Linked DNA regions of Homo sapiens: all the other regions are linked to region 5. A link is a loop called in an ENCODE intact Hi-C map of the cell type or tissue named here. Cell type or tissue: heart right ventricle. All regions are shown on one strand. Region 1 holds the start of LOC105372135 (a long non-coding RNA gene). Region 2 overlaps TCF4 (transcription factor 4). Region 3 has its middle 50 kb from the start of LINC01416. Region 4 overlaps TCF4 (transcription factor 4). Region 5 overlaps TCF4 (transcription factor 4). Region 6 overlaps TCF4 (transcription factor 4). Region 7 holds the start of TCF4 (transcription factor 4).

What was found. Peaks named below come from ENCODE experiments on the same cell type or tissue, not always from the same donor. Only the 100,000 strongest peaks of a DNase experiment are listed, where the experiment ranks them.
Region 1: it touches region 5 in a loop (6-fold over the local background); 74 of 110 quality-filtered maps call a loop at or near these places.
Region 2: a loop joins it to region 5, with 4 times the contacts of the local background. A loop is called at or near these places in 64 of 110 quality-filtered maps.
Region 3: a loop joins it to region 5, with 4 times the contacts of the local background. A loop is called at or near these places in 27 of 110 quality-filtered maps.
Region 4: it touches region 5 in a loop (3.0-fold over the local background); 54 of 110 quality-filtered maps call a loop at or near these places.
Region 6: it touches region 5 in a loop (2.5-fold over the local background); 6 of 110 quality-filtered maps call a loop at or near these places.
Region 7: it touches region 5 in a loop (2.7-fold over the local background); 44 of 110 quality-filtered maps call a loop at or near these places.

The regions. Positions count from the first base shown.
Region 1 is chr18:56,573,320-56,577,319 of GRCh38, reverse strand. It overlaps LOC105372135 (a long non-coding RNA gene), which reads right to left and starts at 3,823. Exons shown (of 2, transcript XR_935514.4): 1 at 3,618-3,823; 2 at 2,155-2,943. In heart right ventricle, CTCF peaks have their summits at 843 and 1,048 (motif pointing right); DNase peaks (open chromatin) are centred at 259 and 2,262; H3K4me3 peaks cover 931 bases; H3K27ac peaks cover 3,405 bases.
Region 2 is chr18:55,404,022-55,408,021 of GRCh38, reverse strand. The region is part of intron 5 of TCF4 (transcription factor 4); the gene reads left to right. Among named protein-coding and RNA genes, the nearest start is that of TCF4-AS1, 47 kb to the left of the region's middle. In heart right ventricle, a CTCF peak has its summit at 1,953 (motif pointing left); a DNase peak (open chromatin) is centred at 1,951; H3K4me3 peaks cover 30 bases; H3K27ac peaks cover 3,703 bases.
Region 3 is chr18:55,867,719-55,871,718 of GRCh38, reverse strand. No RefSeq gene overlaps it. Among named protein-coding and RNA genes, the nearest start is that of LINC01416, 50 kb to the left of the region's middle. In heart right ventricle, no CTCF peak of the experiment used is centred here; a DNase peak (open chromatin) is centred at 1,608; H3K4me3 peaks cover 639 bases; H3K27ac peaks cover 4,000 bases.
Region 4 is chr18:55,320,403-55,324,402 of GRCh38, reverse strand. All of the region lies in intron 8 of TCF4 (transcription factor 4), which reads left to right. Among named protein-coding and RNA genes, the nearest start is that of TCF4-AS1, 130 kb to the left of the region's middle. RefSeq lists a silencer at 1,616-1,995. In heart right ventricle, a CTCF peak has its summit at 1,909; DNase peaks (open chromatin) are centred at 1,952 and 2,502; H3K4me3 peaks cover 3,825 bases; H3K27ac peaks cover 4,000 bases.
Region 5 is chr18:55,242,411-55,246,410 of GRCh38, reverse strand. The region is part of intron 15 of TCF4 (transcription factor 4); the gene reads left to right. Among named protein-coding and RNA genes, the nearest start is that of LINC01929, 120 kb to the right of the region's middle. In heart right ventricle, no CTCF peak of the experiment used is centred here; a DNase peak (open chromatin) is centred at 2,240; H3K4me3 peaks cover 1,119 bases; H3K27ac peaks cover 4,000 bases.
Region 6 is chr18:55,520,159-55,524,158 of GRCh38, reverse strand. All of the region lies in intron 3 of TCF4 (transcription factor 4), which reads left to right. Among named protein-coding and RNA genes, the nearest start is that of MIR4529, 43 kb to the right of the region's middle. In heart right ventricle, a CTCF peak has its summit at 1,926 (motif pointing right); no DNase peak of the experiment used is centred here; H3K27ac peaks cover 2,083 bases.
Region 7 is chr18:55,587,661-55,591,660 of GRCh38, reverse strand. It overlaps TCF4 (transcription factor 4), which reads left to right and starts at 3,469. Exons shown (of 20, transcript NM_001083962.2): 1 at 3,469-3,623. It overlaps LOC105372126 (a long non-coding RNA gene), which reads right to left and starts at 1,762. Exons shown (of 3, transcript XR_935479.3): 1 at 1,686-1,762. RefSeq lists an enhancer at 1,655-1,884. In heart right ventricle, a CTCF peak has its summit at 1,714; DNase peaks (open chromatin) are centred at 1,770, 3,430 and 3,922; H3K4me3 peaks cover 2,853 bases; H3K27ac peaks cover 3,165 bases.

The DNA of each region.
Region 1 (4,000 bases), 1.3 Mb before region 5:
AACATATATTTAAATTCGACAAAAAACCAAATCAATAAAGCCTCCCTGATTCTGAGATAGTGATTAGATGTATCTTTTCATGACTACTTTCCTGTTTACCAGAACCAAGAAGTGAGCAGACTCGGTTGGAATCCTGCCTTTACTGTGAGAGTGAGGATATATTTTCGTCTTCCAGGGGCACGGTAGGTAGGGAGCCGCAGTGCTGATACGGAGCGTGGCTGGCGTCAGAGCCTCGGTCTGCCAGTGTGTCGGCGCTGGCACGACCTGTCCCACATGCCTGGGAAGCTCTTGCTGAGCAGGGATTAGGATGCCAGCATCTGATGCACAGGGTTGCTTCCTGCTCCCCCTTGGAGTCCTGACGAGAAATGACCTTGTTCAACCCTGCTGAGCTTCCTAGATTTACTGGGCTTATAGCAACACATGGGAAGGAGATTATGTTTATTTTTAAAACATAAAAAATGCAACCTTCCCAAGGCCTTCGTGGTGTCTGTGTGCAACAACACAAATACACACACACATGCAATGTATGTATAATCACTTCTAATTAACTTCAGCTCTTCCTGCAAAACTAAGTGTGAAGTCTTAAAGACTTGTCAGCTTCTCTGCCTGTGAAATTTATCTACTTCTAATTGTGAATAACAATACATTCAAGGTTAGCTATAAATGACTCAGATTTCACAGGAATTGAGTCTTAAAACTACATTTGAAGATGAATACAGTTATGCAAAACATTTTTGTGGTGTGTTTCCAGCTAAAAATGTTGTTATTTATGCTTATCCAGAATGTTTTTCTCCCCCTAAACCAATGTGGTTCTTTCTGACATCCGTGAAAAAATAGATGTGATTGATTTCAAAGTCAGCCCAAATTTAAAAGGTATAAAGCCACAGATATGCCTAAAATAAAAATGAGTATACTATTATAATGGATTGACAGATGAATTCAGTTTACGATTTCACAAAACATAATATTCAAACAGTGAATATCAAATAGGATTAAAAATTGTTTTCCCACCTTCTGCCACGTTTAGAGTACTGGAAACTTTTCCAGATTTCGCCACTAGATGTCATGAAGAGTCCAGTTAAATACAGTAGGCAGGCTTGTGTACAGTCTAATACAGAAACTTTTAAAGTTTTTCCCGATTTTGTAGTTAATTTGGGTAGGAAGCTATTTCCTTTTGAGTTTTATGTCAAAAATATCTGTTATGGATTAATTTTAAGTGAGATGTTAAAAACTCTTAATGCGGTCAGATATTAAACGCTGGGACTCTAACCTATTAAGCAGGCATTGGGATTATCTCCAGGGAGAATGTCATGTGCTGGATGCAGAATCAGAATTGTGCTAAGATCTGCTTTGGAGACATTAGCTTGTAGATCCCTACCTTCCTTTCCTTTTGAAACAGTAATGGGCTTGTCAGATGTGTGGTCATCGAGGTTTCATAGGATTGTTCATAAAACTAGACTAGTGAGAGGAACAAAAAAGGGGAGGACCTCAATGCTTAGGTGACAATGTTTGAATTTAGACTTTGAGATCCATTAACCAAAGTAATTCTGGGAGACTAGAAATGATCAATTGATGTTTAGAGAGATAAAGTTTGATTCAATAAAAAGAACTTCCTAAAAATACAATAGTCCATCATGTAACACAGTGCCTTATGAAGCAATGAAGTCCTTGTTACTGCAAAGGTTCAAGCACCTACATAGTGGCCATCAATGGGGAAGATATCCTAGAAGAGACTATTTGGGGAAGAAAGTTGGACTAAGTGACACTGAGGATTCTTAGATCCATGATTCTACACATGGTGATGACAGTCATTCAACAGCCAAGAAGGCAGCAAGAGTTGAAAATGTGTGCTTACAGAAATACAAATGAAATATTTGAGTTTACTTAAACCAGGGAAAATAGGGTTCTTAAAGAAGCCTCACAGGGGAATTGCCACAATTGTGCTGTTTTGTGAGGCTCTGCCTGGGAAGCACTGGTGAGAAGGAACTGTTCGGCTTTGGTGCTTCCAACCTCTGGTTCCAAAATGCTCCCCATCCCAGGGACACAGCTCTTCCCTCCCAAGGACACATGGTCTATTTGGCCCTCCTCTGCTCATCAAAAGTTGATCTCAACTCATCCTTGTAAAGTAAATCTGAGAGTAACTTAGTGGCAGTCTTTCCAGTGTGTTGCATTTTATTAGGGAACAAAGCCTTAAGGCTAAACTAAAGGACTGAAACTCAGTCTGGGAATGGAAGGTCTCAGCTGGCTCGCAGGGGAGGAAACAGGCCCTTGTTTGACCTCTGGACAGTTGCTTTTTCTGCCAAGACGATAAGCCCCAGAGTATGGCTGGCTCTTGAAGGACATCACGTGAGCTACCAAGATTGATAAAAACAAAACAAAATACTTCCACATACTTCTTGCTCTAAACAAAAGAACCACAGCTGAAATATGACCTAAGGCTACCCAAGACTTTGAGGTGCAATCCTAATATGTATCAGGGAACATGGCTTGATAAAATCGATCTAAATACATGCAATAAAAGCCAGATTATATAACATCTTTCTAAACTCAGAGTTTGGTAAAATATCACATGATTAGCCTAGAAAGTGGGTTTACTATTTCCTTCTCATTCCAAGAGTGAAAGGATTTACTCATGCTCACACTCTCTAGGTATGCAAGAGAGTTGCTCACCTGTTTACTTGGACTCTTGACCAGATGTTAAATGAAATATCTTCATCTCCATTCCCACGGTATCATAGATGCTTAGAGCTGGGGTGATCCCTGATGGATCCCATGGATCTACAGGCCAATGTCTTAATTCCACAGATGAGAAACTGAGGCCTGGAGTAGCTTTCTAGACTGGCAGTTTGCTGTCCCACCACCACACTGTCACCTTCCCAAAGGTGTGTTCTTGAAACACAGAGAGAGGTTTATACCGACCCAGGCACACATCTCCACCTGGCCCTGCAGGGAATCATGAACAGAGATGCGTGGGTGGGAGTGGAAATGTGATCTATTGCCATCATCTACATCGATGGTTCTTATGATTTTACTACCAAGGGCTGAATGTAGTAACTGCTCCCCTCACAGTGGGCCTTATGTCTTCAAAGATTAGGTCTACAAAACAAACCCCATTTGTTAAGTATTTGTTACTGCAATGACTTGCAGACAGGTATTGCTATCAACCTCAACCTTCTGATCAGTACAGAAAGCCGAGGTTTCAGCCTCAAGTTGATGCTAGCCCAGCTCACTGCAAAGAAGTTTGGTGTTTTAGCCTGAGCAATCTTCTGAAAAACTTGCTTTAGGAGTACTGAAATGTAGTACAGCTAAGGCCCTCCAAAGGTCTGGAAGCTCAGGTTCGCTTCCAGATCACCTACCCAAAGGTTATTCACGAGAATCCCTGGCCTTGACTTCATTAGCGCCCCTCCCTGAGTTAACCATGGTTCATCATGGAATCAGTGTGAGGTGAGGTTACAATCCGCCACCATCTAGCATCTACATGATTGCAATGGCCTTGTTACTATCTCCCTGGTTTTACCCTGCCCCGTCCTCCCTGAATCTATGCCCAACAGAGCAGCTATTAAAGTCATTCAACACTCCTCTGCTCCAAACTTGCAATGGCTCTGCCGTCTACTCACAGTGGAAGCAAAGTCATTCCAGTGATTCCAAGGTCCCACCTTCTCTGGCTTTTGCCCCCACCCCTTTACTCCTCTGATGTGGTCTATTCTTTTCTTCAACCCACTCTGCACACTGAGCGGGCTAAGTCAACGCCAACTTGCTGCTTCTCAGTGAGTCCACGCATGTCCGGAATTGGTGGGTTCTTGGTCTCACTTCAAAAACGAAGCCGCGGACCCTCGCGGTGAGTGTTATAGCTCTTAAGGTGGCGCCTCTGGAGTTTGTTCCTTCTGATGTTCGCATGTGTTCTGAGTTTCTTCCTTCTGGTGGGTTCGTGGTCTCGCTGGCTCAGGAGTAAAGCTGCGGACCTTCGCGGTGAGTGTTACAGCTCTTAAGGCGGCGCGTC
Region 2 (4,000 bases), 160 kb before region 5:
CTCTAGCTCTTTCTAGGTGGTTTAGAACTGTCATGTGTATCCAGGGGCAGTAATCTACCAAAGGTGATCCTTCTTAGAAGTATCCCTATGAGTGGAATGGATTTATGAGATCATTTTTTTCCCTTCATGTAATATTTTCATTGTCACCCAGTTCCCTTACAATAGGATACCATGGATGTATCGGAAGAAAAATTGGAAGTCAAATGGCTGATAATACAAGAATATAAAAATATTCAATTTGAAATTCTATAGACATTTGTTAACCATATCACCCTCAAATAAAAAGCAAATTTTCCTGCTCCTTCTTGGGACAGCAAGATAAAAGATTGTTGAATAGATCAGCAAAACATTGACTTTTTTTTTTTTTTTTTTATATGGAAGTTGCTTGCCTTTCCTGCTCATATTAGTTTTTCTGGGCCAGGGGAAGCAAGTGAATCCTTTATTGATTGCCATTTGGTGCCATTTTTAATAATCAAATTTAAATATAGGCTTTAGCAGCGGACGGGTTCGATTTGGACAGAACACATGTTGACTTCCTGGACTGTTTGCTCACTGGAGATGCCGACTTGTTCTGTAGACGGGGCTGCATGTTGATCTCCTTTGTCTCCAGAAGGATTGATTGACGGATGTTGTGTCTGCTCATTTACAGCGTTTTCCTTGTTTAATTTAAAAAATTGTGACATAGTATTACATGTTCCCTTGTATACATCATTTTTGCAGAAGAAAGTTGTTTAGCCAATATGTCGACTTAGTTTATGAAATCCTCTCTATAGCTTTCATTCAGCCCTTCGTGTACTCCATTAGGTCATATTCATTTCATGCACGGCAAATCGTCACCAGCAGCAAAATTTAACATTTGGTCCTTTTAGGTATAAAAATGAATCAAATGCCTGACAAGATTTGTTTCTGGTATATATTTCAGAATCTCCCCCCGCCCCCCGCACCAACCCCATCTTTATGGGCATACAACAAATGTTACTAACGGGTACTTTTAGTTTTAAAAATATGGACAACAGTACTCCATGCAGTAAAAGACTTGAGCGATTAATGCTACCCTTATGCCTCTTTTGAGTAGTTTTAGCCATGGGGCTTGGCACTGCCACCATTGTCTTTGTGCCAAAAAATATCCGCAGCGGCTGTCGCATTCTAGTACCGGAGGGTTGTCTCGAAAATTCCGCAGTGAACGCGCCGGGTTTGTTCATCACTGCTATCTCTTTTAAATATTGGAAAAATAGAATCTTTAGCTCTTTCAAAGCCCCGTTGTGGTTGTGGGGATGGGGGGAGGCGGGTGGTGAAGAATGGAGAAAGGAGGAAAGAGGCTGTCCGCGCCAGCCAGTTGGTATAAGTGACAAAAATCCATGCCTGACATAGAGTAAACACAGATATTTAAGAGCTTTTGTGTTCATGAGCACAGATAGTTACTTAAGGATCCTACTCAAACATGTTATCAGCGCTCTTGAAAATTTTATTATCTGAAACAAATGTTCCAAGTGAATTTTAAGCAGAAAATCAACATCAAGACCATAGCTAATTTTTAATGGATAATTTACACAAAAGATAGTTTCTTTTCTAGAAACTGAGGTGTCCTTTTAAAATGGCTGCTTTTAGTCTTTAAAAAAAATGATAGGAATCGCGATTTTATGTTTGAGAAGGTGCGTGGGCTTTATCCACAGTGCCTGATTATTTTGCTCCCAAACAGGGGTTCTGGCTCTGAGGGCAGATTTATAGTTGAATTGGGGAACAAAAAGATGTAATAAAGTTAAAAGCTTACACTATCAGAATGAAATGTGTTTGTTCATGATCTCTGGACCGATCTATTTGATGGTAAAAGTGGATGCTACAGATGAAATCTTTACAAGGAGCATAATCCTTAAAAAAAAAAAAAAAAAAAAAAAGTCCACCTCCCAGCCTCCTGCTGGCTGTGCTGCCTCTTTGGTACCTCGCAGACTTCGACAGAGCCCTGGACGGGTGCCCATTGATGTCATGGAAACACTCAAATTACTGAGAATGATTCATGTCTATGCTGGTCTCTTATCCTCCCCCACACAAACAGGAGTAGATTTTTAACCCTGACAACTTGTAATTTGCAGTGGGTTTATTTTTGTATCTGGATAAATATTTTTTAACAAGCAAAATTAAGATTAAGCAGTCTGTATCTGATATGATAGTAAAGAATGCTGGGTTCCATGTAGCCAAGAGTACTTTGGGGACTCTGCAGCGTGAATTCATATTCTTCTCCTCCTCCTCTCCCTCCTGCCTCTTTCTTTTCCTACCTCTTGCTCTTTGCATTCCACTCTTCCTCTCTTTGTTTTTCTCCTACTTATTCTCTCTCTCCTTTTAAAATCCTGCCCTTTTATCTTTAAAATAATGGAAGGAGTAGCCCAACTTATATCTATAAGTGAGGCAAATCCTGGCAGAAAGATTCCTCCCTCCTGTTCTGTGTGTTGGAGTCAAGTTGGGAAATAATGCTGAGTGGTGAAATTCTACAGGGGATAGCTTCAGGAATTCCTTCTAGAGAAAAAAATAGATGCTTTTTCTTCCTTAAACTGTATTTTACAATTTGGATTTTTAGAAATTACCAAAACAGGACACTAGATGTTCAGTTTCTTAGGAAGTCAGAGCAGATTCTACTTTATCCATCTTTCTGTCTTTCTGCCTGCCTCCTTACCTGCCCAGCTTCCTGCCTGCCTATCTACCTGTTAAACAAGTGAATATTACATCAAAGTAAGTGATGTAATGGTGATATTGAAGCATTCTTAGATGCAAGAGCTTAAGGAAGGACACGCGTCCTTTGATAGCTCATGAAGGTCGAGCCTTTTCTGTTAGTAATATTTATAGAGAGAAGTTAAAGGGTATAAGTAGCTTAAATTTGATGTACACAGATGAGTAAATATGTCTTTGTGACCATTCACACTGCTGATACAAGTATAAATTTATCTTTTCTTCAGTGCAAAATCCTCATACAATGGAAGTTATTCTGTTAGATCTTCTAAGACTGACAGTCTGTGCGATGGTGTCTTGTTTCACTGAAATTGAAACTGATATGGGGCATTGATTTTATACTTTGCGCTGAGCGCTAGACCAGAAATGGGGCGGAGGTGTTTTCCCAACTTTAAGATTCATTAAAATCAGTAGAAAAGTTAATACTGGGAAACGGGGTTAATTTTAAGACTTAGGTTTGGCTTTCTTTGAAAACCACCATCCATTTTATATATGTAATGACTTGGATACAGGATACCCTTTTGACCACATAGAAAAATTTATGGATATAAATGTATCAAAGATACATTCTTTGTGTGGGGTCAGGAAGGCATACTCTAATAACATTGCCATTGCCATTGACCTAAAAGATAAAAAGACTACTGTTACTTTTAGCATTCGTGTTGAGTTGAGAGGGGAAAACTTGGGGGTTGTAAACTTCAGAAGGAAATCTATTCAGCCTCTCAAAATACAAGTTTAGAGTTTTCCTGTTGGAAAAAGGAATACTGTAGTCCTATGTATCAAGTACAATTACTGTAAAGCTCCAGTCTTGACGAAAGAAGTATCCTTTAGACTTGCGTGGGGTGGGGTCTTAGGCACCTGCCTGCCTCTTTTAGCCCCTTTTAATGTTCTGGTATGGACAGATTTCTACAATGATTCTCCACATGTCACTATCTGGACTCTACTGCTTAGATCTCTTGTAATGTGATTTCATTATCCTCCCTAATGATTATTGGGGTTAAACTTTAAAAAGAAACAAATGAACACCCTTGATTTTATTCTTAGATGTGGCCGAATAGCATCGAAGGGTCTATAGATCTCTGTAGAGCAGTCTACAGATAAAAATTGGGTTGTTAGAATTGGAACAAGACATTCACATTCCATGATCCCTTGTCCTGCTGGGTCTATTGGTGGAATCTGAACTTGGGTTCAGAGTAGGCAATTTTTCAAAAGCCCTGTTTCCCAAATGTAAATTCCATCATCATCTTGATCATGATGGGGTTCACTCCTGGGAAAGGGA
Region 3 (4,000 bases), 630 kb before region 5:
AATCTTAATTTTAGTCTAATGAAATTAATCTGTAAATCAATTCTCTCCACTTATATTTTTACATACCTATCTTTCTCTTCTAAGAGCAGACGAATTTATTCTTGGACTATTTTATTGGCAAATAATGAATTTCAGTAGTTGTTAAAATAGTTCTTAGAACTCTTTCATCTTCCATCTGCTCTTAAATGGAGAGAGGTTAAAAATGGAGAAATCTGGTCTGGCGCAGCAGTAGCTCACGCCTGTAATCCCAGCACTTTGGGAGGCCGAGGCAGGCGGGTCACCTGAGGTCAGGAGTTTAAGACCAGCATGGCCAACATAGTGAAACCCCATCTCAACTAAAAATACCAAAATTATCCAGGCATGGTGGTGGGTGCCTGTAATCCCAGCTATTCGGGAGACTGATGCAGGAAAATCATTTGAACCCAGGAGGCGGAAGTTGCGGTGAGCCAAGATCGCATCATTGCACTCCAGCCTGAGTTTTGACAGGAGCGAAACTCAGTCTCAAAAAATAAAAAAAATAAAAAAAAATAAGAGAGATCTCCAAGTGAAATTTTTCATTTATACAGAACTGAACTTCTGATTAAGAAGGCACTGATCGACATTCTACAGCTGTTATGAAACTACATGACAACATTATTTATCAAAGTGATTTGATGGTAACTGTGGTCTCTGTTATGGTATAGGAGTTAGCAAGCCAAATAGATACACGTACTTAATGACTTTAGCATCCACCACTCAAAATCCAGTTAATTGTTTGTTGTTGGAGCCATGTAAAGCAGCAGTACAAGCTGTCTGTGCAGAATACAATAACTGTATGCAGCAGTATGGATTCAAAGTTTCAAAAATTAATTTACAAATGGGTTTCAGAGATTCCACCAGATGGGAGAGAAACAGAGTTATGTTTAACCCTTGAGCTGGCAGTCTACTTTAGGAACATTGCCAGCTATAAAAAATAATAATCAGAGGCCCATGAACTGCTCTTTTTAAACGGTTACATTAAAACCCAGACACCTGTAGTTTTACTAGTTGCTAAAACGGCTTGTAATTGCACATGCATGAAACAGATGTGTAACCAGAGCTGTATAACTGGTTTCCATTATACAAACACAGGTGAATGAATGGCGGGCAGAAGGGGGAATGGAAAACTGAGATTTGTATCCGCGAAAATCTAACATCGGAGATTCATATGAAACTTTGAAAACATTTTTTGCTAAATATATTGGCCTGTCTCTCAACTGCTTTTAAATCATGGATATTTACATTTCCCAAAATAATCTGCTTAAATTTGGACAAGATAATAATGACTAATCCCCATCCCCTAAGACACGTGTTCTTCACTAGTCTTACTGAAACGGCTGCCAATGCTATGCAGGAAACTTTTTAACCGACTTGAACATTTTAGGGTTTTTTTTTTTTTTTTTTTGAGAGTTTTGTTAGGAAAACAACATAGCTTAAGAGTCATAAAAAATCAATATTCAAGGATGTTTCCAGAACTTTAGTCTTTCAAAAACTATGAACCAAGGAGTCATTTCTAGTGTCCTGGAGTTTGGTTGTTATAAAATTTACAGTATGGTGTGTCAGTTCATTTGGGACTGAGTCACACAGCCCAGGACGCGGTGCACTGAGGAAGTCATGTGAACCATTGCACAAATACATTTTTGTCAGTGTTTGGTTTGAGAGCTGGGACTCAGCAGAACTTTGGGGGATTGAATTTTAATTCAAATGTTCCAAAATTCTGGTTTACAACAACATCTGGGACTTGAAGAATGGATCACTTATTTTGAAATTCCTTAGAAAGGAAAAATGAAATGCAGACAATTATAACATTCAACAAGAATTGTCCTTCCAGAAATCCTCATCCCACCTGGGACGGAACCTTTAAGCCAATGCTTCCTTTCAGATGTCTTAGCAAAAGGACTGCAAACAGAATGAATGAGTTGGAGCAAACAGGGATCTATGTGAAAATCTTTCTGAATTGAGAAGGAAAACAGGATATGTGTTCATGCTCCCATAACTCATCAGGAAAACTCATTCCAAGTCATTCCCAGGGATGATCAGCTCCCCCAGAAGACCTTATCTGTCCACATTTTTTCCATTCTGAAAACATACTTTTAAAAAATTAAAAGTCGTTCTTGGAATGAAAATGCAGCCTCTTGCAGAATGTGAATTAAAGACATTTTGACCTGTAGGTGCACATAGTATTTTTAAAGGGCTACATGGCTGTTCATTCTGCAGCCCCAGCAGTTCTCTGAATTCAAATAATTCCTCAGAGACTACAGCTCTAGTCGTGATGAGGAAAGTGAGGTGTAGAAAGCACCTGCTAAGTCTTCAAACTACAGCCAAAAAACAGCAAATGGAATCAACAGGGCAAAGCTGTTTGGACATATTGCAAAGTCATTTTGGATATTCCCACTATATCTGTTAAATATTCATGTATATTCTGACAACTATGCCCTTGTTCCAGGAGCTTGAAGTTATTGGGTCTTTAAGTTAGGCTCAGAGTATAAACTGAGCACTCCTTGAAGTGTATTAATTCTTTCAGACTAGTGGTATACCATTCACTGCATAAATGTTCCATGCTGAATTGGTGAGTCAGGGCACCAAAACATTCAGCCCGCCCATATTTTAAGACTGTGTATACATTCTGGTTCATATGACAACATAAGGTGGTAGTGTTCCAATCTGGCTGTGCATTGGAATGACCAGTAGGGCTTTATTAAAATGCAGGAGTCTGATTCCACTCCTAGATTTTCACACAGTTGGTCAGAGTTCCTTTCATCTGAATATTTTCTAAAATATAAACCCACTGATAATTTTTATTATGTTACCAGGACTAGAAAATACTGATGAAGAATGAAATGTTTATTAAAACTCTGCCCAGGCACACTTGCAAAGTAAAACTAACAAACCCATGAAAATGCAGGATAATTGAGCTCATTGCAGTTATGTAGGTCTGGTATGTTAAAACATGTGCAGGAGTTGAGGGACTACAAAAATCAGGGAACACAGGAGGCAGTGTAGGGATGGTTTCTTAAGTTCGTTTGTGCCAGTGGCTCTTTTCCTGTCCCACAAATAATACTGTGATGGCCAGAAGTTACAAAGACTATGATGGCAGCTGGCTGTCAGCAACGTTAATGGGAAGGATTTCCCTTTAATTGTCCAGAGGCTCATTTCTAACATCTATAGTAAAAACTGGGAGATAGCACTCAACAAAGTCATCCAACAGAGGTACCTCCAAAATGGATACAACTGTTGCCAAAATAGACCCAGATAAGGCACTTCTCCCAAAACAATCACAAAATCAAGGTTATCCAAATTGAAAGTATTACTTCCCTTTTATCATCATGGACACAGATGTCCATTTTAAGTCTGTATCAAGGATCAAAAGAAACCCCAAAATACCTGACTTTAAGAGGAAAAATTGAACTTATCCTTATAATGCTCTTTCTGTGTAAGGTATGAGTTGAAAGTGTTTCATGAAGGATTTCTTTCTTGAGTTTGTACTAGTAACCAGTTATGAAGCCCTTGTCCTCCATTCTAAAGTTTTGAGCAAGAAACTTTTCATAGCTTCTTAGTAGTGAATAAAGAAATCCAGGTTATATCTACACCAGGGACCAAAAGTTTCATACAGCAAAGAAAACATTCAGATATCTGGTTTACAGATGCAAGCATCCCCATCACTGACTGGTTTTTTACCTTTTCATCAGATACTCTGATACTTTATAAAACATCAATTTTATAACTTCAGTAAAATCACTTAATCATGACTTTTTAAACCCAATTAAAAAAGAGAAAGAGAATACATATAAAACATCTTGAAAATCAAATATTTCAATGCTACACAACTCAAATTATTTTTCATCTTTTCCCTTTTTTCCATTAAGGATAGAATAAAAAATGTGTGCTTCTAATTTGTGCTTTGTTTTTTACTAATACAAAATATTTATGTCCAAGTCCAATTGTTTCAAAATCCTTTGTGTCTATGATAACAACTTTCATT
Region 4 (4,000 bases), 78 kb before region 5:
CTGAGATCGCAGAAATGTCTCAGTTGACAAGCCACTGACTTGAGTTCTGTGATTGAAATGTACTCCAAGGTCAGCAAACCAAAACCAAACATCACTGGATGATAATACGTTCAGTGTCTCACTGGCTATAATTCGTAGATCACCTTTCAAAGCATTATATCTTTATTAATCATTGTAAATTTGTGCTTTTGAAATCTTAGACTCGTTTCCATTAGGCAATGAAGCCCAGAAGCTTAATGTTCTAGTCTCATTTTAATTTTTTCAGTCTTATGTGCTGAATTGTCAGGGTTTAAAAATCGATTTCACCTCATCAGATTAAAAATATTTATTTATGCACATGTTAACAATATATTAAAAGAAATGAGAGCTTCAATTTTAAAAATAGGAATTGTAGCTCATTAAGCCATGACAATTTGGTTTATATTTACATAATTAATAGGAAGGCATTTATATGTTTGCAAAATAGGTAAGAAAAGGTATTTAACGTAGATGAAGCAGAATGATTGTTTATCAAAAGAGTTTAGAGATCTTTCTAGCAGTCTACCCATGGAAAGTTAGGATCTAGAAAAGCCTTCTCAATAAGGGAAGAAACAACAAAGAAACAACAACCAGGAAACTCCCCAACTTATCTCTTTAAATTCCAGCCTCTTTTCTAAGTGGTGGTTTTTACATACTGTCCTCTGGTAGGTGGGTACCCTGGCCTTGTGTATTAAGCAGTGAGGGTGGTTTAAAGGTTACAAATGTGATCCTGTCAGATTGACAACTAACTGTTCTAATGAGGAAAAAATCCTCAAAGCATGAAATTTGAATGAAATGTGTGATTATAATTCAAGTACTGTTTACACAAACCTCTGGGGACCTTCCGAATAAATGCAGAGCAAGTGAGTTAGACAAACCTCTGGGCCTTCGATACGTGTGTGTGGATGTGCGGTGTGTGTGTGTTTATTTTAGAGAGTGGGGAAACTTTCCACCATTAGCCCGGGCTTTGCTCCTCGGAACCAACACCACTATTCCTCCTTGTTTATTAATACTGTATGTGTTTTGTTAGCATATTGAGTTGTAAGGAAATAGGTGCTTTGAATTATTAAAGTTGATTCTTGAGAATAGATGTATGCTCGGGTGGCATTTGCTTCGGCATATGCAAATGATTTAGTTTCATTTGGGATCAATTCCCAGAGGCCCTCCTTTCCTGTGATGCTCTGAATTTGGCAAGCTCAAGTCAGCCCATCTCCTCTCCCCACATCCCTCCCTTTCTTTCTTTCCTTTTTTTGTACCTCCCCCCGCCTTTTTGTTGATTGGTATAATATTTTTAAAAGACAATAAATAAATATATCAACTTGCTTGTGAGAAACCTTGCCATCTATAAGGATTCTATTGTTCAGTTGTGATCAATAAAGGTGAACAAAGGTTTTCACGTTCTTAAAGTTTAGCAAAATCGAAGTTTAGTAAAAATGTGCATGAGATGTTTGCTAAAATATTTATACAGATACTGGGCTGCGGGGATGCTGCAAAACTCTGAAAATGTGGTCTCAGGGGTGCCTTTGGGGAAACTGACAGCTGTAAGATATTCGTCGGTTCGAAGGTACCAATAAACTTGCTTTAGAGCCCAGCAAATAGCGTGAAGTTGCAGTAGATTGTCTAAAGCTACAGTGAAAGCACCCAACTCCAGAGTGGAGAACGTGCGCCCTTGGGGCGCCCAGCGCCAGCGAGGGGAGCAGCGCCCCAGCCCCTCCGTAGGCTCTGGGCCCATGCGGCTGTCTGCGGCGGGGCGAGGTGAAGTTCATGGGCGGCCGCGCTTCCCACCAGCTCCGGGGAGGCCGGGGCCCGCGGAGCCCGGGGCGGGCCGCACTGCTACTCTGTTTCATTCCGCAACCCCGTTTTGTAGGTTGTTGACCAAGCAGTCAGAAAACACTGCCCCCTCTCTCCTTTTGAGCGAGGTCAGAGACGTGGTGTTTTTTTTTTTTTTTTTTTTTTTTTCTTCCCTCCCCTTTCCCTCCCCTTTCTCCGAGTCGAGTTCTCAGGCAGCTGCGTACAATGCTGGGAGCTAGCCAGCAGCAGAGACAGATGGCAGAGTTATTAGATGTGCATCATACGATTCCCTTCCTGCCACTCGCTTTTTAATCAAATTAAAACAAAAAAGAAAGAGAGGGAGAGAGAGAGAGGGGGAGTCAATTAACTGCATTTGTATTCTGCTCAATAATGGACCCTGTTCCACTTTTACCCTAAGGCAGTTGAGTGGAAATTTTAGAGAAGAAAAGGGTGCCTAGAACAAAACAAAACAAAAAAAAAAAAAAAAAGGAAAAAAAAAAAGAAAAGAAAAAGAAAAAAGTGAAGACTGCAGAAATTTGTAAGAATCGGCATTATTCGAGGAACTAATAAAAACCCCTCGGAAAAGTTGAATCGATCTCGCGTATGCATTAGGATTTCGAGCTCCATCAGGGCCGGGCTGCCTTCCAGCTCCGCTGCGCAAAGTTGAGCGTCTGACAGCAGCGCCGCGGCCTCCCCCGCCCGCCAGGAATGGTCTCTTCCTGCTTTGCATATTCACCACGCTTGGCCCGGCCATATGGGAAAATGCAACTGAAGGAATTGTTGTGAAAAAAGGGACAGCGAGTTTGAAATAAAAGTTGTTAGAGTGGTACTGAGGAGAAAAAAGAATCCGAGACCATGTACTGCGCATACACAATCCCGGGCATGGGCGGCAACTCTTTGATGTACTACTATAATGGGAAAGCGGTAAGCGAATGCGGGCTGCGAGGGGGATTTTTGACAAGTTTTATTGTCGCAGGGATGAGCATCCTAGGTGGTGATCATTGTTTGCAAAGTTGTGCAGGACTGCCGCACCTTCCTGGGTGCCATGAAATATTTATCATTTGCCAATCCTAAGATCTTCTTCTTGCCTACTTCTTCTCCTTCGTCTTTTTTTCCCCCCACTCCTCCCCCAGAGTAGAAAAATAGATGCTTTCAGAGCTTTAGAGAGTGGATCCTAGAGCGAAAGTTTGCAGTCAGGTAAAGTTGAGAGGTGGTATGATTTTTTTTTTTTAAAGAGTTTTGGAAAATTCTTATTCCTTCCAAATGACTGTTAGAAAGGAAAAGCAGATATGAGAAGCAGAATTGAGAAAGCCCAAGTTAGGCTGAGAGGAAATTTGGGGTAAGTTTCTCCCTGGATTGAGGTTTTGTGATATCTAAAGTCTTACTAAGTTGGAAGCTTGAGTGCAGTGGATAGAGTGGAGAGAACCTGAAAGGTTAAAATAGAGCAAACACATAAAACTGAGAGATCAAATTAAGGAGTAGATTATATAAGCTTAGATATATATTTAAAGCCAAAATGGGGAAGGAAAAACAAACGGGTTCATTCATGCATATAACAGTATTGTCATAAGTTATTTGTGCTGTGTGGCTTCTTCCCTCAATTTCCCCCCCTTCCAACAGAAACGCTTTATTTAAGAAAAAAATGTGTCTGGTATTTTGTGCATAACCCCAGCAGAAGGTTTATACTTGCCATCTGGAGGTTTATTTTTTTTTTCCTTCGTCTGGGCCCACTGAAGGAAAAGGATTTCAATATTTTCAAATCGGTATGTGGGGCTCTCGGGAAGAGTTGTTGGGTGATAGAGGAGCAAAAATTTATTGTTTTAAAATAGAAAAGAAGAATGAGAGAAAAGTGAAAAGCAGCCATTTATAAACTGTTCTCTTTGTGTACTTTGAACTTCCATTTGGATTGATCTTAATCAGGGATAGTTGGGCCAAAGGGGACAGATCAGAGCTTTCAGGAAGGCCCAGTTCAGCTGTAGCAATTGGCGCAAACGAATTAAACATGTGTATGTGCTGCTATATGCCTGTGAGTGTATATACATACAGATGCATGCATAACGGTTATTTCTAGATGAGCATATTCTGTAATACATACATATACACAACTGTTTGAAGGTGCAGTTTCAGAAGATTAATAATTTCATTTAAGAAGCCAGTTTTATGAATGGGCAACTTGAAATAATATCGTTTA
Region 5 (4,000 bases):
GCATTGGATGTTTACCTCAAAACCCTGCTCTCTCTGCACCTAGGACAAACAAATCCTAGTTCTCTGGTGTTTAGCATCTTGGAGCCATGAATTTTAAATAAATCAAAGACAAAAACCTTGTCTTTCCCAGTTTTAAAATATAAAAGATACACACACACACACACACACACACACACACGTGTATTTAAAATAGACCCTATAACCTCATCATATTCTTACATCCTTACATGGTTTTCTTCTTAAATTGTGGAGGAAAAGGCAGGCAGACACATTTAATAGCACAGTGATCATCATTTTTTAAATGAACTGTTACAGGGACATAATCTTAAACTATCCATAATTTGGAATAGGCACAACTGTGCATTTAAAAAAATGCAATATTACCCTTATTTTCTCAGGAAAGCAGATTTTCTGGAGGGAAAAGTATATATTGTATATATTAGAAAATATACATATGTTCATTCACTCTTTCTGCATCTGCTGTGCTTCAGATGCTTTTGGGGATGCATAAACGTGTAAAAGAAAGTATCTGATCTTACAGGCCTTTTATCCTGGTAGAGTGATAATACAAATATGGGTCTAACTATAATGCAAGGTAGAATTATGAAATGACCTAAGGAGCAATTCAGACCGCTAGGAAAAGCTTCCCGGAGAAGATGCCATTGAGCTCATATTCGAGTCCACATAGAATTTCAACAATTAGAGACAGGATAGAAAAGGCGTTTCAGAGCCATATAATAAACATGATTTAAAACCAAAAACAGAAAATAAAGGCTCATGCACCTAAATGGAAGTAAGAAAACTGCCTGATGATACCAGTCCTTGCAGCTTGCCAGCCAGGGCTGCATTGGGTGAAAAGCCCCTCCACAGCACGGCAGCTCCAGCAGTTGGCTCGAATATTTCACATGAGAGTCCACAGGAAGAGCGAGCTTTCATGTATATTTTTTACATCCAAATTAAGTTAACTCATGGAATTTTCCACCCTTAGGAATTAAAGTAGCAACTCATGAAGTAATTCAGTTATGTCATTCATACCAAAACAGAAAATACTGGAGCAACTTGGCACTGTTTAAAAGCCAAGATTAGGCCTTGGCCATTTTATATTTTTTCACATTCCATGGCCGTTGTGTTATTTTAACTTTTATTATGGCTGTAAATTTTTCAAATCAAAAGTATCTTAATTGCTTAGAAAACAGAAGTTGAAAATGGGTTCATAGTAAGAAGAGGGTTTAGGCAAAGCAGCTTTAGGAGTGAGAACTGAAAAAAAGCTGTAGCATTACATTTTCTGTAATGCGAGGGTTCTACCTATTTGGTTGACATTCACAGTTGTGCATAATTATAGCTTCCTCTATATCCATAAATCATCTTAGAACTATAAAGTTGAGTTTAACCAAAAGATCTGTCCAATATTAGTGAAATGACATCTTTAGGGAAGCATTGTCCTGATACAATAGCCACATTCATTTTAAAGCAGTTAATTGGACACATTGTCAAAAACCACGGTATTGAGTTTCCACATTTTAATTTCACATTTGCCTTCTCCCTGGCTTCTGCACACGGACGGGTCTCTTTTGGAGCTGAAAGTGTGTGAAAGTTATTGGAGAATGGTAGTCTCTGGGTAATGTTTCTGTAAGCTGCCCAAAATTTTCCCCCTGTAGTCTAGATGGGAAACAGCTGGTATTTGTTTAAAAAGCTGTTTTGCAAAATGTCTAAACCTTGAGATATAGAACTGAGGTCACCATTAAAGCAGGTGCTTAAGAGCAAGTGAGAAAGACTTCAGAGGCCGACTGGCTCTGGAATCTTCTGCAGGGCACTTCCTATTAGAAGAAAAAGTGTTGAAGTTTGCTCCTTTATTTAGGACACGGCTATAAGTATTAATAAGTAAGTGCACTAGCAATACTACTAGAAATTGAGTATTTTTGAACATAGCCAGCCCTCAAGTGAATAATTAGCTCAGTATGAAAGGAACTAAAATGGTCATTTTTCTCACAGGGCTTCAAGATACAAGAGCCCAAGGCGCTCTAGTCTCCTTTGGGTGTTTGAATTTCCTCTTTAAACACACCAACAGTAAAAGAACTACTATTTCAAATAAGCAGTACCATAACTGACTATATCTTCCAAGGTTTTGGATGCAATCTAAGGGAAAGGGGGAAAAGAGACCCGACTTGGCAAGACCCGTACCGAAGCAGTCTGGAAAAAAAGCAAAGCAAAAAACATGTGGAACCACTAAAGGCCAGTGCACGTCAGGTATCCACCAGTCTGAAGATGAAAGGAAGTAAGCCTCCTCCCCTGGGAGCTGGAGGTTATTAGCAGCTGTTTATCCAGTCGGGAATAGAGATTAACATTGTACTTTTTTTTTAAGAACTAGAAGAAAATTTGTTTGGGAAGTTGGCTTTTCATATCAAGTCACTGTGCTTTGCCAAAAAAAACTTCCTTTCTCAGAACTCATGTACTAGCATTGAGCAATGTTATGATTCTCTGAGAAACTCTGAATTACCAAAAAGTCTTTCTCCATTAAATAGAACAGAAAAGGACAGAGAAATGGGTGAACGTTTGCCATTGACACATTGCAGTTGTACTCTTTACCATGTGAAATTTGCCGTTTGGTCTATTACCTGTTCTCCAACCTGACTCTAAATGGGACACTCTGCCCTCTACCCCTCACACGTACCCTCACAACTTAATCATTGCCACTCTAAGGTGCACACAATGGGTTCTGCAGATACCTACTGCTTGCAAAAAGACCTTTCATGAGATATTGGGGAAACTGCCTAGTACTCTGGGTGCTTTATTCTCAAAAAACAAACAAACAAACAAACAAAAAACGAGTTGGATATAGGTATTTTTCCCCTGATTTAATGCTACTCTTAATGTCATTTTCTTTTATTAAATCCTTTCTTCTGCTTTTGATCTTATTTATAGCAGAGCCACTGGTCATATGGAAACTATTACTGTATAGCTGCGAGATGAAAGACTTCATGGCAATTAAATAAGAGTGAATCATTTGGGCCAATAATACACACATACAGTGAGGTACCATTTGTGTCCAAAATGCCCTGTGTTGTTCACTTTGTAGCAAAGCCATTGAGCTTTACAAAGGGCTTTACAAAAATCTGCTTTTTGTCAGAAATATGTAGTCTGACAATATGAAAACACATGTTAACACACAGTCCTTAGCTGCTTGCTTCTTCACACATACACAGTATCTAAATCATGCCACTTATTGATATAAAATGAAATTTTCACTTAAATTTGGGATATTATTTAGTTGTGTTAAGCGTCAGCTCTTTAAAAATATATTTGGATAATCTATATCAAAATTCGACCCATCACTCAAAACCTGCCTAAAATGTCATGTTCTTCTTAAAGTAGTCCCTGGTTTCCTAAACGGGTATGACTTCATCATTTTTTAAAACCCTACATGACCTTGTACTCCTTTATGACATTCATCGTATTTTGCCTTGTATAGTAATATTATCCCATCATTAAAATATCAGTGCCTGGGCTAGGCGCGGTGGTTCAGGCCTGTAATCCCAGCACTTTGGGAAGCCAAGGCGGGAGGATCACAAGTTCAGGAGTTCGAGACCAGCCTAGCCAACATGGTGAAACCCCGTCTCTACTAAAAATACAAAAATTAGCTGGGCGTAAAGGTGCACGCCTGTAATCCCAGCTACTGGGGAGGCTGAGGCAGGAGAATCGCTTGAACCCGGGAGGCGGAGGTTGCAGTGAGCCAAGATCATGCCACTGCACTCCTTTCTGGGCAACAAAGCAACACTCCATCTTAAAAAAAAAAAAAAAAATCAGTGCCTGCAAAGTCATAGACGTGTTTATTTTTCCTTGCAAATGCCCATGTAGTGCCTTGCATATAGTACACTTTCATAAGGCGCTTGTCAAATTAAGTGAAATGTTTATTTGATAGAAACATGCTAAATGTATATTTGGCAATATCAAACAATTAAATTTCAGACATAGTCTCACAGATCCATAGCATTTGTGTCAT
Region 6 (4,000 bases), 280 kb before region 5:
TTTTTCTTCTGTATACTCAATCCGATATCAGGAAACCTCATTTAGGTCTATTCACACTGTAGAGGCAGCAAAATAACATGCCTGACCTTTTCTATGTAAATATTAAAAATTATTAAATCTGCATGTTGGAAAGATTGATTTCGGCAATACCTTCTAAATTTTCAGTGAATATTTAAGTGTAAGTTTGCAGATAGTTTCATGAAAATAATTGACTTTTAGTTTTGGTACTAGAACAATTGGAATATTGGTGGTATTTTTCATTTTAAATCTGTGTGAACTAAAATTTTCTTATTTGTCTGGCATGAACATCACAGAAAAATCCTTTCCCTTCAAGCTATTTTTTTAAAAAAATTGTAAAGGAGATACTATGTATTGCAGAACATTTAGCAAATAGTGAAAAAATAAAAAGGGAAAGTCAAAAATTCCCTCTTATTAGTTCAGTACTGTAACAGTCGATTGTATTGCCTGGGCTATTTTTTTAAAAAAATTGTAAAAGAGATACTATGTATTGCAGAACATTTAGCAAATAGTGAAAAAATAAAAAGGGAAAGTCAAAAATTCCCTCTTATTAGTTAAGTACTGTAACAGTTGATTGTATTGCCTGGTGGTAGTCTTTATATCTGTACACATATACATACAATTTAAAATATGTATGCAATTTTAGATTATTTAAATAAATTCATACTTATTGTTATATATTTTTCTTTTTCTTTTTTTGTATTTGCATTTTTAAAAAACTGATAAGACCTGCCAGGGTTATGTGTGCTGTAGTGTTTCCTGAATTTATTTAACTACTATGGTTTTTCTGTTTTCTAATTTATTAATTCATTAAACATTTGTTATTCCTTTGTTTTCTTGGGTCAGTTTTATAGAAGTCATTTTCCTTAAATTGACTGTTGAGTTAAATTATTTCACTCTTATGTTCCAGATCATGAATTTGTATTGTGTAAAAATTTGGCTGCATTCCATAAGTTTTGTTGATAATGTAATATTCTCTGTGTTACTAGTTTCTGAAGTTATTTTGGCAGTTTTTTCCTTTTAATACAATAGCTAACTTGAACTCTCATTTAAATTTCAAAGAGATTATCAAGTTTAGCTTTTAAAATTTTCATAACTGTTTTCTAGTTTTATTAAAGTGTGGCCAGTAAAGAAACAGTGTATTTTCTGTGTCTTAAAATTTCTTATACTCTTAGTGTCCCAACAAATGATATTTTAGGAATTTCTCAGTATTTCAGATGAGATTTATTTTTATATTTGTAATAGTTGGAAATGTGGCTTATTTTCTGTAGTGTACATTTTAATTTGCTTTTCAGTTTTTAAAGTTTTTTCTTAACTAGATCTCTTTTGAACCTAGAAAGATGTGTTAAACACTCCCACAAAATAATACATGTTTCTCATGCATAAGCGATTCATGATGACTGTGTGTTTATGGTAGATATTTTCATCTTTGATCTTCAGTACTCCCTCTTTTATTATTATCTCTTTTTTTCCATGTATTATTGTAAGAGAACTTTTCAAGTTTGTCGTCTACATCAGTGACAATTTTTCTACAATTTTATGCAAATTTTAATTTTGTTAATGCATTTTTAGTTTTCTTACAATATTTCCTATTACATCCATCTGCTTTTACATCTCTTCACAAATCTTTTGTGTTGACACCTATTTTATAGAAATATTCTATTTTATATAACTGTCAAATGTGATGTTTTCTAGACTCCACTTGTATTTTTTATAGGGTGAAAATGTTTTTCAAAGTATAATTTCCCTCTGAATTATGAGTACATATTTCCCTATATTTTATTGTGCAGATTTTTTTCTCACTACACAGTTTTTAACATGTTAAACTTTAGGACGCTGCAAATCTGCCTTTCTTAATATATTCTGTGATGTTGAGGCTAACTACATATATTTTGTAAAGAGGTATGCTGGTCTCCATGTCAGCCTCTACCAATAGGAGGCGCTGGAGGGAGAGTAGAAGGCTAGAGGAGGAAGAACTTGGCCTTTCCTGTTCTTGTTATCATCACTCTGGTAACATCAGTCTTTTCCAGTTTTTAGTTTTGTCTACATTCCTAAAATTAACCTCCTTGGAGATAACAGCCCCAGTCTGCTGGTGTCTCTTCCTCATCACGTCTCTCTGAGCTTACAGGCTCTGGAAACCCAACCGCTTCCCTGTTTCCCCAGCCGTGGGGATGGTAGCTGTTTCCATCCGACTGTTCATGGGTGCTTCTTCTCAAGTCTAAAGCCAGAGGACTGTAAATGTATGTTGTTTAAGCCACACATCCAACCATACTGGTTCAGGAAGGCAGCGGTCTTCCAGTAGTTAGTTAGCTTTCTAAAAACTCCCTTTAAAAATGAGACTTTAGAAAGAGGATGACAAATCCTGAGGACTCGTGTCTTAAGCAAATTTTCTGTCTAGATATTTATTATAAACCTAATTGCATCTGATAAGTGCTGTGTATGTCATACTCTATCAAAGGTAAAAGGGTTATTAAAGTAACCTGCACTTTTTAGAGCAATGGTGGATGGCCTTGCAGAAGGCACATGGCCTTTATCAGTCAACTCACTGTGGGGAAGCTGGAGAAATAAAGTTCAGGTGAGAGTAAGCCGACAGTTCTGGTGTGATTTTCTTGGGAGGATAACGTATAATGTAGGTAGCAAACACATGGGAGAAAGAAGGTTTTGCATTATGAGATTTGACTTAATGTGTACAGTTTGCTTTTGGTGTTGTAAAGCAGTAAAGAGGCTTATTGACATCTCTATTGAAGGTCATTGCAGTGCATGAAATGTAAATCAAAGTGTTATTCTTTATTAGAAGCTAGAAGATAACATTTACATAACATGCTTTTAAGGTAATGAGTTAAGTTCATTATTTTTTATTACTATAACTGTTTGAAGAAAGTTATTTTCATGCTAAAAATACTCCTACTTGAATCCGATTTGTCATAATTTTTGCATGATGTATAATCTATTGTTAGGAAACGATAATTCCATTTATTTTTGTTTCTGGGGGAAAATTGTTAGACAGCTGTTTCAGTCTTTCCAAATAAACTCGCTTCCAGAATTCCTAGTAAGTAGCAATGCTGGTTGATAGGAATGTCACCATTTTTCTGACCCCCCTCAGCCTTATCACAAAGACATAGTGCAGAAGCCATATAAGAAATTTGAGAAAAGGAAAAGATACCAAGGCCTAGGTATTTCACAAACTGGATAATTAGACTCTGAATTGCGACGAATAGGCTGAAAGAAAAAAATGTCACAAGCCTATAGTGGCTTAAGGAACACTGATTTCACAGTGAAATCTTTCTACATAAATTTTATGGTTAACTGGTAATAGGAATAAAACTGTGGAGCAATGTCAGACAATTCTGTTATGATTCCTGCCTAATGAATGGCAGGCTTTCCCTTGGTATTTTCTCCTTAACCTGCCCATTGCCCTTTCTGTATGATCACATTTTCTTTAACCAGTTCTTTGCTCATAAATAAAGCCGTGTGTTCCGGTTCAAAAGTTGCATCTTCATTTATAAATTCACAGAATATGTTTTTCAGGGAAAAATGTAACTCAATCAGCTTTGCATGGTTTACATAATGTGATAGTCTCATATTTACTATGTGGTTAACAAGAAATAACTGTTACCAACAAAAATCAGAGAATTTAAAAACAACGAACATTTTGCTTGGGAGCCTATGTATATCTCTATATAAATACATATAGACATCTATAAACATCATCGATCCTTCCCATGTGCACATGCCATATATATGTGGATGTGGGATGATACTTGTTTTTATATATACATATCTATATTTATATAGCTGAAGAAGTGAAACATATTGCTTTTTATTTAAGTGACTCAATGCGTTTATAGACAAGCTTTATTTTACAGTACTTTATCAATGCCGAGATGATAAGATACTGCTTTGATTTGGTCTTCTAAAGGTCAAAATTTGAAAGAATAAATTGATTCCTAGAGACATTCTTATGCTATCATTGGCCTTATAT
Region 7 (4,000 bases), 350 kb before region 5:
CTGTAATCCCAGCTACTTGGGAGGCTGAGGCAGGAGAATCGCTTGAACCTGGGAGGTGGAGGTTGCAGTGAGCCAAGATCGTGCCATTGCACTCCAGCCTGGGCAACAAGAGTGAAACTCCATCTCAAAACAAAACAAAACAAACAAACAAAAAAAGAAATTCAGCGGAATGAGGAGTCTTAAAAACCTAAAAGCTAGAAGGGGTTTTATTGGATTATCTAATCTAACCTCTGGATTTTACAGCAAAAGACATTGACATTGGGCCTTAGTTCAAAGAATGACTAGAGGTAGAGCCAGTGGAATTTCTCCTAACCCAACGTTTGTGATCTTTTCATTACATCATCTAAGCAGAACCTGTAGGGGTTAACTCTGAGAATTGGGGATGATGCTTGTGATAATGCAGCAAAAAGTAATGTCTAAATGTAAGATATTATTTTGAGATGAGAACACCGAATGGGGATGGAAGACAGGAATCTTCACCATGTGTGAATGTACAGGAAACAACCAATAAATGCCTTAATTCTTGTTCTGTAAAAACTTACATGTAAGTAAAAGATCGCCGAAATTGATCTGAACTCTGTTACTGCCACAAACTTTTATCAGCAAATGGAGATTAGGATGTTCCCACTGCCAGATGGTATATAGGAATATGGTTGAATGTGGACTGTTATCACAGACTGTCTGGTTTCAAAGGTGGGCTCTGTCACTCAATATAGTTGTGTGACTTAGTTAAGTTTGTACCACTTACAAAACTTCTTCCTTGGGTCAAGCTACTCAATTTTACTTGCTTCTGTTGCCCAATATACAAATTACAGTAGTAATACATACTCCATAGGGTTATTCTTAGGCTTAAAGTAGCCAGTATTTGTGAAGTTATAGGAACACTGTTTAGCATATAGTAAACACATGTGTTATCTGTCATTATTATTACTTGCTTTTCTGTTGCAAAGACTAAAAGCTATTGTTTTGGAGTAGGGAAATTTCCATTTAAAATTCCATTGGCTAGGTTAGCGGTATCAGTTGATTTAGCAAGGAATTAAGAGATGAAAAGGAATTATTTCTTTCGTGGTGGCTTCATCTTTATCTGTATCCACTATAAAATTCGTAAAGTGGGCGTTATTTGCTTTACACAGACCAGAAAACAGGCTACAGAAGGTAACTGCTTGGCCAGAAATGGGTTGAGTCAGTCGTGGCTTATGGCACAAACTACATTTGAGTCTACAAAGCAATAGATGAAGGTCTTCGCCAAGTGAAGACTTTTTGGACTTGGAAAGTTCACACACTTCCAGCGCTCTATAAGAAGATAGGGTGGGGGAGTTGGAGGAGAGGACCCACATCCCTCTTCCAGCCTAGGACCAACTTGGCCCAGAGGCCTTTTCCCATGCCGCCCAAGGCTCGCTGAGAAATCTGGCTCCACACAGTGGGAGAACCCAGGGTCAGGCTTACTGTGAGTGAGGCCGGCCCAGTCTTTCCCGAGCCTTCCTCAGGGAGACCTGGGGGTATCTCACTTCCCTGCGGAAGTCTGTGGAGTTTAATTTGTAAATTTGTGCCGAAACTACACTTTTGTGTCAAAGAGCAAGGACGGCCAAGAAGCGGCAACACGAATAAGAGCGCAGGGAAATGGGGCCTGCGAACGACCTCGGCCTCGGGAACTCCCACAGTGCCGCCCCACGCGCGACGCCTACCCGAGAACAGCCACCCGCCTCCGCTCCCGGAGGAGGCGTGGTCGACCAGCACCGCCATCTTGGCCGCCTCTCTAGGCGCTCTGTTTACCACTCTATGGTCGCCTGCTCCCGCCCCGCCCCTTCCCAGTCATTGTCTGGAGGAGCAGCCGCGGCCGCAGCTCCTTCTCTTTATAAGCCCGCAGTTCCCGGATGTGAATGGATTACAATGTATCTTTCAGGGAAACCTATTATTATCAATGTGACTCCACGGGGGAGTCCATGGTGATGATGATGAGGAGGAGGATGATGATGATGAGACACCTCTAAACTTGGAACAAGTTTAAGACTTTATGAGAGAAGAAAAAAAATCACCAACAAGAATTGTTTGAGGAAAAATTATAACTATCCTGTGTTCATTTTTTTTTTTATAAACAATAAGAAAAAGTTGTTGGATTTTTTTTTAATGATTTCTTTTTTGGGGGAGGGAATTTTGTTGCAGTTTTATGGTGGAAAATGCAAAAACCAGAGCCAGGTGCATAATCTTGTAATCTGTGGATATCCCTGGAGCAGGACTGAGTACCAGTTAAAATACTTTTTGGGGATACACATGTGAGATACTAAGTACTTGCAGAAGATTTTTGTCTCTCTTTTTAAAGTCTCTTTCCTTGGAATATTGTGAGAATATTTGTGGCCATTTAAGGTAACGTTTCAATTTGCCGTCAGAGTAAACTGTTTGTAATTGAATTTAATTTTTAAAATGTCGATCCCGATGTTTTATTAAAACAAAAGGGACAACCTATTAAATAATTGCCAATGGGAAAAAGTGTGTGCATGCATTTTGTGTATGTACTCGCACATCTAGCAATACCAGGATTTGTAGAATGTGTGTTTTTTTTTTCAAACACACGTTAAAATAGCTTATGTTGCATATACCGGATAAAGCACGCTTGTTATTACGAAACGATAGAATTATGAAGCTTAAATTTTATCCTAAAAAGTGATGTGAAAAAGTATGTTTTAAGAGCATGCAGGGCCTATAATGGTAAATGTTGAATTAAAAACTTACAGTGCTGGCGAACAGGGACTTAGCGTGCCTAGGAACTCAAGTGCAAAAACAAAACAACATCCACCCCCAAAAATTGCCCTTTTTTTTTTTCGAAGTTTGCAGTTATACTATTCTGTGACTTAAAAGGGAGGGGAAAGAAAGTATGCAATTCAGATTTCGCCCCCAACGCAAAACTACCGAAACGAAAATCTCCCCAGGAAAATGTGGCTTGATTTATAGACGAAAAAGAAAAATATTGTTCCTCTTGGCAAAGTCTTTTTGCATCACGTGTATTTGCAGCCTAGTATAAACTTGCTTTGCCGTGTGTGGATGTGTGAGTGAGAGGGAACGAGAGTAAGAGAAAGAAAGAAGTGAGGGGATGTAAACTCGAATAAATTTCAAAGTGCCTCCGAGGGATGCAACGGGCAAAAACTGAACTGTTCAGGCTTCAGATTGTAACTGACGATCTGAGGAAAAATGAGGTGCTCGATGAATTTTCGTTTGTATTTTTTGGCGAGGCGGGGGAGGTGTTGAGATTTTTTTTTTTTCCCCTCGGGGTGGGTGCGAGGGGGATGCATCCTAGCCTGCCCGACCCGGAGCAAGTCGCGTCTCCCCGCCGGAGCCCCCCCACCCATTTCTTTGCTGAACTTGCAATTCCGTGCGCCTCGGCGTGTTTCCCCCTCCCCCCTTCCCTCCGTCCCCTCCCCTCCCCGGAGAAGAGAGTTGGTGTTAAGAGTCAGGGATCTTGGCTGTGTGTCTGCGGATCTGTAGTGGCGGCGGCGGCGGCGGCGGCGGGGAGGCAGCAGGCGCGGGAGCGGGCGCAGGAGCAGGCGGCGGCGGTGGCGGCGGCGGTTAGACATGAACGCCGCCTCGGCGCCGGCGGTGCACGGAGAGCCCCTTCTCGCGCGCGGGCGGTAGGTACCGGCGCCTGCGGGGCTCGGCGGGGCGGAGGCGCCCGGCGGCGCGGGGTTCGGGCTCGGCGGCCCCGCACGCGGCTCCGCGCCTCCCGCGCCGCGGGCTCCCGGCGCCCGGCGCTCCCAGAAGAGACACCCCTTCCCCTCCCGCCGCTTCCCTCCCCCTCGCCGCCAGCCCCCCCGCCCCTCCCCTTGATGCCCCCTCGGAGGGACCGAGGACTTTGCCAGGGGCCTGACTTTAATTTTTATAACCCCTTTCTTTCACAAATTAGGGTGCTGGACAATTAGAGGACCCGACCCTCCACTCCGCTCCCCCCAACCCTGTCACCCCACCCCTCCCCCTTTGGACGTGTTTTCACTCCAGAGACGCTCATCTT